Regions from separate parts of the Mus musculus genome. Here region 1 is linked to region 2. Evidence: chromatin loops called from intact Hi-C (ENCODE). Cell type or tissue: left cerebral cortex. All regions are shown on one strand. Each heading gives the region's core, and the rest is flanking DNA. Links, peaks and the distances in the headings are about the cores only.

Region 1 (5,690 bases), core at 344-5,343, 390 kb after region 2:
AAAGATTCTGTGGGCCCTTCACTTCTTTTAAATGTTTTACTTGTTTTTCCAAATACATTGTCTCCTATAGGTATTGTAGCACTAGTTGATGATCTTTTGAAATGGATTATTTCTACAACGCTAACTGTTTATCATTCATTTCTTGCTCAGTTAGTAAATAAGGGGAGAAGCAATGTCAAAAATAACATAGACTTGGTCTTTGCTCTGTTGTATTAGCTTTAACGAACAATCACTTTTAAGAGCATTACGGCACGATTTCCAAATACTTTTCACACTTCATTTACCGATTATTATGGAAAGATAGGAAATCATTATCTGGCTAATGAGCTATAAGCTATAAGTTAAGGGACTTTCTTCTACACACTGAATGTGTGATTACCAAAATTGTCTAACCTTCTCACAATACACAGAAAGATGCTATTTTATTGATGACTCATCTACAAATATAGGAGAAATTACTGGTCCAGATATTCATCAAGCTATTAATAAGCCCAACAGGTAGAACTGTCTGTTATTATTCATCTATTACAGTTAACTCATAAATCTTTATATACAATTTCTGATTCTGCTTAAATTGAGCATTATTTCTAGCAATAGGCTCATACACATGTGCACTCTAACCTCTTCGGTGTTATTACAGAGGGAAATATATAAGCTGGAGCATTAACCTGCCCCATTTTTACTTTTCAGACAAAAATTAGGAAGGAGTGGTCATCTGTCATTGCAGATGGACCCATTGAAAAAATTCTGGAATCCTTTTCAGCTGCTCTGTCCTGGGTCACCAAGAACAAATATTGAGAGCATGAGGAGACAATGGAAGTCACCAGAGAAATAGCAAACCTGCAGCTAAGGGACAAATGAGATACTGACCATGTTGTCAAAAGTCAACTATGCCTACTTGTGGCCAAGATAAGACCCTATGCACCAGGAAGGAGGTTATTCTGAGAAGCATCCACAGCTCATTGTCACCTGAAATTCTTTCCCTGGCAATGCTAACTGGTTTGACCTATGCATCTGTCAGGAGTGCCTCTGAACCAGTGTATTGGTAATATGTTCTTTATTCTACTTTGTGTCAGTGTTCATGTTGTATGATCCAGCTCCTTTTAAATTTACTAGAGACTATGTTTATAAATAGATCTTGGGACCATAATAGTTTCATTTCTTTATTTGGAGAAGGGACTGCATTTATTTTTATTCTTGGGGTTTAAATCATTTGTTATTTCCATAGAATATCATAATTTTTACATTCATATGGGATAACGTCTTACAAAACACTGGGGCTATTAATGATTGGTCTCTTTTGAAGCTATTCCCTAGATTTTTCTGAACAGGATGATAATGTAACTTAATAGTACTAGACATAGTTTGGATCCCTATTATTGATAGCAGAATATTACACACAATGGCTTTTCTGTTTTAATATTATTCATTATGATTACATTTGCTTGTTTGTGGGTTGCAAATGTATCAAATGACATTTAGACATAGCTACAACATCTCAAATCAAAACCACTCTGTATGTCCTATATTTTTTTTAAAAAGGATGTGGGGGGCATTTTAGAACATGATCTAAGAATGAAGTCATGTTTCTGTTTCTTTTACAAATAGTTTCTATTTCTTTGTATAATTTACTGGGTAGTCATCAATAAATAATTACCTTACTGATCGATAAATATTACTTAAGATAATAAATAGACAGAGAATATTCTTTCAAGAACTCGAAACTGATACATAACTTTTTGTGTTTAGTGGGTTATCAGGTAGAAGATTAGTTAGATGACTTTATACTTTCCCCCGGCTACATATCTTAAACTTGGATTCAATCAAGTAATTTCATGTCATGACATTGCTCTTTATAAATCAAGAGATTTCTTGTGATACTGAAGAAATAATATTCTCTTAGGTTTTTAATTAAAGGATACAATGCAAATATCTTACTTAAATTTATCATTTATTGAATAGCTTAGCAATTACAAATCAATTTATAATGTACCAAAAGTAATTTTTTGTCTCAAAGCATAAATACAAAACATCAGTGAATATCATTGACTTATATTTGTGATTTTAATTACCACCTGAGAGAAAAAAATCAACGATTTTGTGTTGCAATCAAAAGAACATTCAACTATTACTTTCAACAAAAATTTATTATTTCCAGTACCACCAGTTAAACTGAAAACTTTTATAGCTGTATTCTCTACATTGTATGTCTCTTATGAAAATATAGAAACAGGAAATTCACAAAATATTTTCATAATCTTTACCATTTCACTTTACATAACAGAATGTCTCCAATATTCCAAAGGAAGTAATTACCATGAGGAAGGAAGCCATCACTCAGGCAGATGTCCTGAGAGTATTACTCTCATACATGTGGAAGGGATGCTCAGAAGCCTGACATTTGAAATGTGGTAAAATCCTAAGGTGACAGAGCCTTCTGGGAGCTCAAACAGAGAATGTTGTTTGGAAAGTGTTGGCTCAGAAGCAATGAAACACATCTTGAGTTTTAATTTTGGATTAGGATTTAGTCTGAGATCAGACTGCTATTGCAAAAATCACCCACCAAGTGAGTACTACTCCGTGTGCCCCACAGTCACCAGCAGCCTACAGAGTGCGGAAGACATTACTTTTTTATAGAGTGTTGAACTTTCCTTTTTTCACACCTCCTTCATATGCAGCTGGAGCGCCTTGAAGTCTCAGTAATAGTTTGGTTCATTGCTGCTGCTATACAGTTTCAGTTTTCAATTTTTAGACACTCACTAAAAGGGACAGAACAAACCAGGAATTCATTTGTTAGAAAAAGGATTATTACTACCATTGAATATTCCAATATTTTTTCAAATTAAAAATGTCTTTGGTTGAAATTATTACTAATAATACATCCAGACAAAATTAACATTTTATTACAACCATTATGAAATATTGATAACTTAAAATAATGCCAAATAATTAATCAGTATTCCTTTAGATATACTAATATAAATATATAAGTTATTACTAAGGTCTTTGACTATATATTTATATAACACATACAAGAACCAGATGGATGTTCATATTTATATATGATTTACATACATACATATGTGCTGAAACATAGTTAGACCTCTTAATGTGGATGTTAATTATTTATAATCTGTGTTTTTAATGCCCTTTTTGAGCAGCCATTCATTGACAATTTAAAATCCCATTATATATATTCAGGTAAGCTTTCAACATCATAGTGGATGAATAGTAAATACACACACACACATACACACACACACATATATATCCATACCAGGCAGCTAGAAGTCTTCTTGCACATACACAGATATAAGCATACAACTATTGGTAGAAAATGACAATAATAATTTTTTTTTGTATCATGAATTCCTGACAGTGCTGCTTGTAAAGTCAACATTAAGATTGAATTTTAATATCAGGGTACAAAAAATAGTGATTTTGTTCTAATCTTTTTCCTATAATACATTTACATAGTATACAGATTTTGTATCATTGGTATATATTCATAATGTATTCCCTAAAAATATCATGACTGTATATTTCCCTAGATAACTGTTATATTTGAAGTTTTCATTTTCATTTCTGTTTCAGTACCTAAATTACATATTAAAGATAATATGGTATTGAGAGTGTATTGAATTTAACTGTTATATCCAGAGAAATGATAATTAAATTGTTTTTAAAACTTAAATGAAAGTATTTTAAGTTAGCATGTATAATAAAAATTACATTAGGATGTTCCCTACAATCCACAACTTCTGAGATATAGTTTATCAGTCTTCTGCTGCATATATATCTATGTATTGAGATGTACTATAGTCACTCTGCAGGTATATACAAGTGTATACGGCAGATACCAAAGATTCATCAAAAAGATATGGACTCAGTACTTCCGTATAAGTCTTTCAGGGGAAGGAGTGGTAGCCTGTAGAGAAGGGAGAGGGTGTTGGCTTCATGGTTATTAGTTATAGAGCAAAGCTGAAGTGCTGTTTCCCAAGTGGGCAGAGTCTTCTTTGGTTTACCCTTCTCCTTCTGCCAAGAACACATGGGCATATATCAGTTAGTTACCATGTAGCATACACAGGCAGAGTGGATGGAGGTGCTTGCCAGCTGACTACAGTTAAACATCCAAAATGGAGTCGGACTATATTATAATGTGACAAAGTAAACTATGGCCAAACAAGTTATTATTGGTTAAAATAGAAAGTTTCATTTAATTTAACTCAAAAAAAGTATTCTTTGGAACAGTTTTAGATTTCACGTCTGCAGTTGTACTCATTATAGTGAGTAATCCCATATAATATATGCACCCATGCATCACACTGTAGCCAACTCAGCTGAAGAACTCTGTCTATCACTGTAAGAGTCTGTTTTTAACATAGACAATATGTCTGTCTTGGTTGCTGCCAGCTTGGCATTTCCAATTTTCTTAAGCATCTTTAAGTTTTGTCTTTAAGAAATACAATTTCACTACTCCAGTTTCTAACAGGGCATCACCATTGGACTGATTTTTAATCTTATCTCTATGACTTCTCTTTAAAGCAGATGATAACACCATATACAGATTTATCTTAAACTTAAAATTATTTTTCCTGTCTTTTCATGTTTTTTGATAGACCTCCTAATAGGATGAAAAATTGTTTTATATGATGGATATTCACAGTGACGTTTCAGTTTCTTCAAGATATTCTTAACATATCTTTATTGCACTGTGAAAGAGAAAACAAAACCACAAGTGATGTAGATTACATCTGACTTCATTTGCTTTGTTTCTGGTTCAATTTTAAAAATACTAAGTGTAAGTAGCAGCTCAAGTTTATTCCCTTGTCCCTTTACACATGGATTTTAAATTATTGACAATTTACTTAAATAGTTTGGTAGTATATGAGTGATTTTGAAAATATTTGTATTTAATACAGTAAACATTATTTGGTCCTATTCTCCTAAACCCTTAGATTTTCTTATATGTGAGTGAGCACATTGTGTGTCTACCTTATGTCCTCTTAAAAAATATAAAGAATTAATAATTTTCTTTTTCATTTGTTCCAGAATTGTCTTTAATAAGATGAAAAATCTAATATTGTCGATTTCTGAAGTGAAAAAAAACAAAAAACAAAAAACCAAAGACTATGAGAGATTTACACTTTGTACAACACAATGATATAATCTACAAAATTCCTACTTGAGGAATTTAATAGTTTTTAAAAAATTGTAAAAGTCATTACATGCGAAAATATCATTGTATTTTCACACATTATAGACAACAAAAGCAGAAAGAAACAAGAAATGAAGGTTTTACATTTCCAATCAGATAAAGTATTCCTGTAATGAGAAAGCAACATGGAAACTAAATAGCAAGTGAGATATTAGACATTTACCACTGGGATGTTTTATAGATGTTAATATATGTGAAGAGAGAGCAGCAGACAATATGACTGGCATAATACAGAATTTTTGCAGTAGAACATCATAAAGTAAATATAATTTCTATACATACACACTATAAAATTTTAGGTGCATATTTTCTAGTTCTCTAAGTAACTCTAATATTTTAATAAATATTTATGATAACTAAAGTTCATTTATCTCAAGCCACTGTGATATTAAGCCAGTAAAACTTTATGGTATATAGATATTCTAAATCGTACAGGATATTTAGCAGTAATCCTGGCTTCAACCCAATAAAT
Region 2 (5,690 bases), core at 231-5,230:
TCCCTAAGAAGCTACCTTCAGTTGATAACACTTGCATATTAAAATAATTGCTTTCCAGTGGAGTTCCATATGGGTAACAAAACAATTCTAAAGGATCAGATTTCATGTCTAGCAGTAGATGACCAACAAAAAGCAAAGTCAATGGTATTTTTTTAAATCCAATGTTTGTCTCACAATGTCAAATCTGGGCATTTTTTTTTAAAGTAATAGGTTCCTTATGTACAAACTATGTCTTCTGTTTTTACGTTTTCCTGGGACTTATGTGTGTGCAACCCCCCACCCCCCTCTCTGTGTGTGTGTTTCTTGTACTTTTCCATGGCTTTTTGCTTGTTTAGTTGTTTTTTCTTATGTTTTTACATTTTATTATTGTTTTTAGATTCAGGTTTATTGTTTTGATGAGACCCAGAAAGGCTGTGGATTTTGATGGGAGTTGAGGTTGGCAGCATCTCAGAGAAATTGGTAGAAGGAAGCAATAATCAGAATATAAATTATGAATAAAATCTATATTCTTTTTTCCATTTTGTTGAAAATAGATTTTTTTCATGTAATATATCCTGCATATGATTTTCCATTTTTGTCTCCTCCCAGTTCATCTCCTCCTCCCCTCCCATCCAATTTCCCTCCCAGTCTGTATCACATTAGAAATGATTAGAAAGTGATAATAATATATAAAATATATTATGAATATATCATTTTAAAATATAATAATTATATGTATAAGAAAAACTAATACATCAGAGTAGGTTAAGACAAAGAAAAAAGTACAAAAGAATCTGACACATTTCTTTGCTTACTCAAGAATTCCATAACTACACTAAAATGGAAGCCATTTTATATATGTAAAAGTGTTGGTCTAGACCCATGCAGGCCCTCAGCATGCTTTAATTTTCAATACTACAAAAAGAAAAAATATTATTTCCATATGTTTTAAGGCCATTTCTGGTAAATTTGGCTTAAGATGCTCTTCAGAGAAGTCTTAAATGCTCACTCAAATCCATCAGGTGTGAATCCTACATGTACAAGAGATTCAATTCTATTAGATGTTAAGTTAGTATTTGTAGAAGAATGACAGACAATTTTTTCACATCATCCTGTGAAATTTTTCTCAAATAAATTTGCTATTGTGTGAAAATATGAACTAGAATGAAAATAAGGAAGAATCTTGTGCTACAGAAGTTGGCCAGTCATTAGTACACTCACTTCAGAAGCTAGAGGACTACAGTTTGATTTTCAGAACTCTTGTAAAAAGATAGATTGTGTGGTATGTAGTTACAATCCTAGTGCTAGCAAGTAGGCAAGGAAAATCCCTGGGAGTCATTGCCCAGACACTGTATTCTACGTTGGTGAGCTCTACTTCAGGAAGCCCTGTTTTCCAAATAAGGTGAAGTGTTCTTGAAGAAATTTTGCCCAAGTTATCCTCTGTTTTACAAATGTACACAAATACATATACAGGAACATCTACACATATACAGGCACTTGTGCATACCCTTTGGTTAGTTAAAATGTTTAACACATAAAAATTGTATACCTTGTAATGTATTTCAACATTGAATTTTTTTCAAGTTCCTACCAGATCATTAAACTCTGGAATTAATAAAAACAGGGTTAACCTTGGAAAATTGTGTGGATATGGTTAGGAAAGTTTCAGTGCATAATTTGTTAATGAGATTCACAGAGATTGTGTGAGGTGGATGGAGAGCTAGCTTAGAGGTTAAGAATACTGACTGCTCTTACAGAGGGCCTGAATTCAATACTCAGCAAACACATAGTCACTCATCTCATTTATAATAAGATCTGATGCCCTCTTCTTGGTAAATAAGCATACATTTAGACAGAACACTATATATACATAGTAAGTAAATAAATCTTTAAAAAGAGAGGTTGAGTGAGCGATGATAGAGTATTACACTATTTTTCAGCCTTGTGCTCACAACTGATTTATGAGAAAAGAACACATGCTCAACTTATGCAATGATAGACTTGTTCCTAAATATAAAATGTCAGCCTAACCATTTCAGAAAATAGCGTAACAGCAGTGAAAGAAAAGATTGTATCTTTTGAGGGGCAAGATTTGGCATTTTATAGGGACAAGAGACATGACTAAGTGACATAGCCTTAGCTTGATCCAAAACTAGATTGGGAGGCCATCAAGGAAACAAAGCAGTGGGGACCTTGTAAATTCCAGGGGCCCCACAGGTAACATCCAAATAATCATGGAATGAAACGATGTTACCTAAACATGGACTTTAAATATCTACAATTTTTGTAAAATTATTTCTCAAAAACTATATTACTAAATCAATAATCATTTCTACTCCAGATATTTTAACAAGTAAGGACATTCGTGTCAACATGGAAATAAGTTCTGGGAGAGATAACCCAGGGCAGATATATAAGATAGTGTACTTAGGATCTACTGAGCCCAGACTCCCTCTTTTGTCTTTTATCTTTGAAGGGGGTTGTCTAGATTTATTTCTAAGTTGCAATGTCTAAGTTGTAATGTAAGTTGTTTCTAAGTTCATTATAAATGCCATCACTAATTTTTTTGTAATCTGTTCATGGTTTGTTGAGATAAAACTTACCATGTAGACCAAGAATGTCACAAAATTGTGATCTTTCTATCTTAGTTTTATATCTACATTACATATGTGTGTACTTTCCTAGACATTCTTTTTCAATCTTATTCTAAATGAAAGGAAAAGACATGAAGTTGTGTGTGTGTGTGTGTGTGTGTGTGTGTGTGTGTGTGTAAAACCCTTGCTTTCGCTTACGAAGGAACACACTGCCCTTTTCCAACTCATTTTTCATATGGTTCCTTGGCCCAAGTTTGGTAACATGAGTACTGCTAATTGCAAGAGCAGGCTGGGGATGCAGATCTTAAGATTCACGCCTTCTGGTAGACCGGACTGCATCAACACTTCAGGCAGCGTAGGCAGAGTGTGGTAAGGAAGCCACTTGTCTGATTGCTGTCTTATATAAGCCTCTGTAAGAGCAGAAGGAGAAGGCTTCTTTTCTCCATGACTAAGGAACTCTGATACAAGATCTGAATATGGCTTCTGATAGCAAAGAGGAACACACCTAAAAGACCAATAATAAGTTGAGAACCCACATTTTATTACCCCAGGAGCCAAGTTCTGGCTATAATCCACAGTAGGGTGAGAGACAATCCTGAGTCACAGATATGAGGGTAATTAGGAAAAGTCCTTCATTTCAGACCCTGTATTTTGAGCATAGTTGCACAGTGCCCGCATTTGTGAAATTATAAAACAGAGAAAATGCATGATGACTTTTATCTGTGGTAATAAATTACACAGCAACAGATGATGAACCAAGGATGAATAGTTTCACTAGAAGTCATTGTGGTTCAAAACACAATTGTTGGCTGAGGAACCCAGAAAAAATGTAAAGAGTGGGAAGTGAGTGAGTGCATCTGTCTACAAAATATTTTTAAACTACATTACTCTCTCGAATATGTGCTTAAGTAAACTACAAGAATTATTGGAACACTGTTTTAACCTAATAATTCACTGCTGCTTTTGACTATTTTGGAATATTTTGTAATAACTTTTCCAATATCTTTTTTTTTTCTTCAAGTTTGGCTGTAGGAAGAATAAGGTGTTTGCTACTGAGATGGGTGACCTGAATTAGACTCCTGGAAGCCACAGGTAGAAGGAAAGAACAGATTCCTGAAAGTCACAAGTTGTCCTCTTCTAAAAAAAAGTATCACAGCACACATGTATACACTCTACAAACACTTAAAACAAATTATTAATTATTAATTAATTAACCGGCCCTAATACACCATCAATTTTTTTCTATTTGTTTCAATTGTTTGCATTCTAATTACCACTTTTAAAAAATATATGACATTTACAGGTTATTGTAAAGAATCAAAAGGACATGGTAATGAAAAAATATGTAACTATTATTCAATACAGAATGAATACAATTTATTTATAGGATGTACACCACAAAACAGCTAAAGCAGAAAATGCCACCTAACGCCTACTGGATCTATGGAATTGAGAGAGTGATACAAAACCTTTAGACTTCAACTGAGGTCATTTTATAGTTTTTCAACCATTTAAAAAGTTGTTGGATCGAAGTGCCCACACTTTGGTTTTCCTTCTTCTTGAGTTTCATGTGTTTTGCAATTTTTTTCTAGGGTATTCTGAGCTTCTGGGCTAATATCCACTTATCAGTGTGTGCATATCATGTGTGTTCTTTTGTGAATGGATTACCTCACTTAGGATGATATCCTCCAGATCCATCCATTTGTCTAAGCATTTCATGAATTCATTGTTTTTAATAGAAGACTTCGACCCTTCTTAGAAGGGGGAACAAAATACCCATGGAAGGAGTTACAGAGACAAAATTTGGAGCAGAGACTGAAAGCATGACAATCCAGAGACTGCCCCACCTGGGGATCCATCACATAAACAACCACCAAACCCAGACACTATTGCAGATGCCAACAAGAGCTTGCTGAGAGGAGACTGATATAGCTGTCTCCTGAGAGGCTCTGCCAGTGCCGGACTAATACAGAAGTGGATGCTCACAGCCATCCATTAGACGGAGTCCAAGGTCCCAAATGAAGGAGCTAGAGAAAGTACCCAGGGAGCTGAAGGGGTTTGCAGTCCCATAGGAGTAACAACAATATGAACTAACCAATAACCCCAGAGCTCCCTGGGACTAAACCACCAATCAAAGGAAACACATGGAGAGACTCATGATTCTAGCTGCATATGTAACTGAGGATGGCCTAGTCAGTCATCAATGGGAAGAGAGGTCCTTGCTTCTGTGAAGGTTCTATGTCCCAATATAGGGGAATGCCTGGGCCAGGAAGCAAGAGTGGGTGGGTTGGGGAGCAGGGGGAGGGGATAAAGGATAGGAAATTTTTGGTGGGGAAACTAGGAAAGGGGATAACACTTAAAATGTAAATAAAGAAAAATATGTAATAAAAATGTTGTTGGTATAAATAGCATTAAGAAATGGTTGCATTGTAAACAACATATTTTTCCCCTTATGAGATACAGAAGGCATCCGTTTTGGCCCAGAAGTCAAGAGGGAATACTTGACTCTCTAAAGGAAAGGTGCAGCTGGAATTCATGTAGCAAGTAATGCAGGGTACCTCCAATTTAATTAGTTTAACCACTTGAGTCCTTCTGAATGAGCTAAGTACATGGGGTTAATCACTTATCAGTAGGAACATATAAGGCTTATGTGCAGATATGAATGCAGTCAGCAGGTGATAGTCTGACCTATGTGTTCTGCCCTGCCCTCTGCACGATGAAGCCAGTGAAGCATTCAACCATTGAATTTCTTGGCTGCTTAAATGTCTCATACAATACTCAGGTCACATTAGCCTTGAGGATTTATTTTGTTACATTTCCTTAAGTGATTGAGTGCTATTGTTGTGGGTTTTGCTTATACTGGTTTTGGCCTTTAATTTTTTTGTTGGATTTCTAATTGTACTTGCTTTTTCATTTTACATTTCTCCACAATAAATAACAAAGAATAATTACTTATCTAGAAGAAATTTCTATAAGACCACTTTATAGTTATTGAATTGATATCTGTTAACAATTTCAAATATAAAATTATAAATATTAATATTTTTGAAATATTGGAAAACTAGTGGACTTTCAAACTTGTTTTTACATTTTACTAAAATAAATTTTGCATTACCT

What was found. A loop is a pair of places that touch in the nucleus more often than their neighbours do. Peaks named below come from ENCODE experiments on the same cell type or tissue, not always from the same donor. Only the 100,000 strongest peaks of a DNase experiment are listed, where the experiment ranks them.
Region 1: a loop joins it to region 2, with 22 times the contacts of the local background. A loop is called at or near these places in 2 of 42 quality-filtered maps.

The regions. Positions count from the first base shown.
Region 1 is chr14:83,635,929-83,641,618 of GRCm38, forward strand. No RefSeq gene overlaps it. Among named protein-coding and RNA genes, the nearest start is that of Gm24774, 230 kb to the left of the region's middle. In left cerebral cortex, for the core only: no CTCF peak of the experiment used is centred there; DNase peaks (open chromatin) are centred at 2,596, 4,094 and 4,328.
Region 2 is chr14:83,244,215-83,249,904 of GRCm38, forward strand. No RefSeq gene overlaps it. Among named protein-coding and RNA genes, the nearest start is that of Gm24774, 160 kb to the right of the region's middle. In left cerebral cortex, for the core only: no CTCF peak of the experiment used is centred there; DNase peaks (open chromatin) are centred at 2,902 and 3,334; H3K27ac peaks cover 365 bases.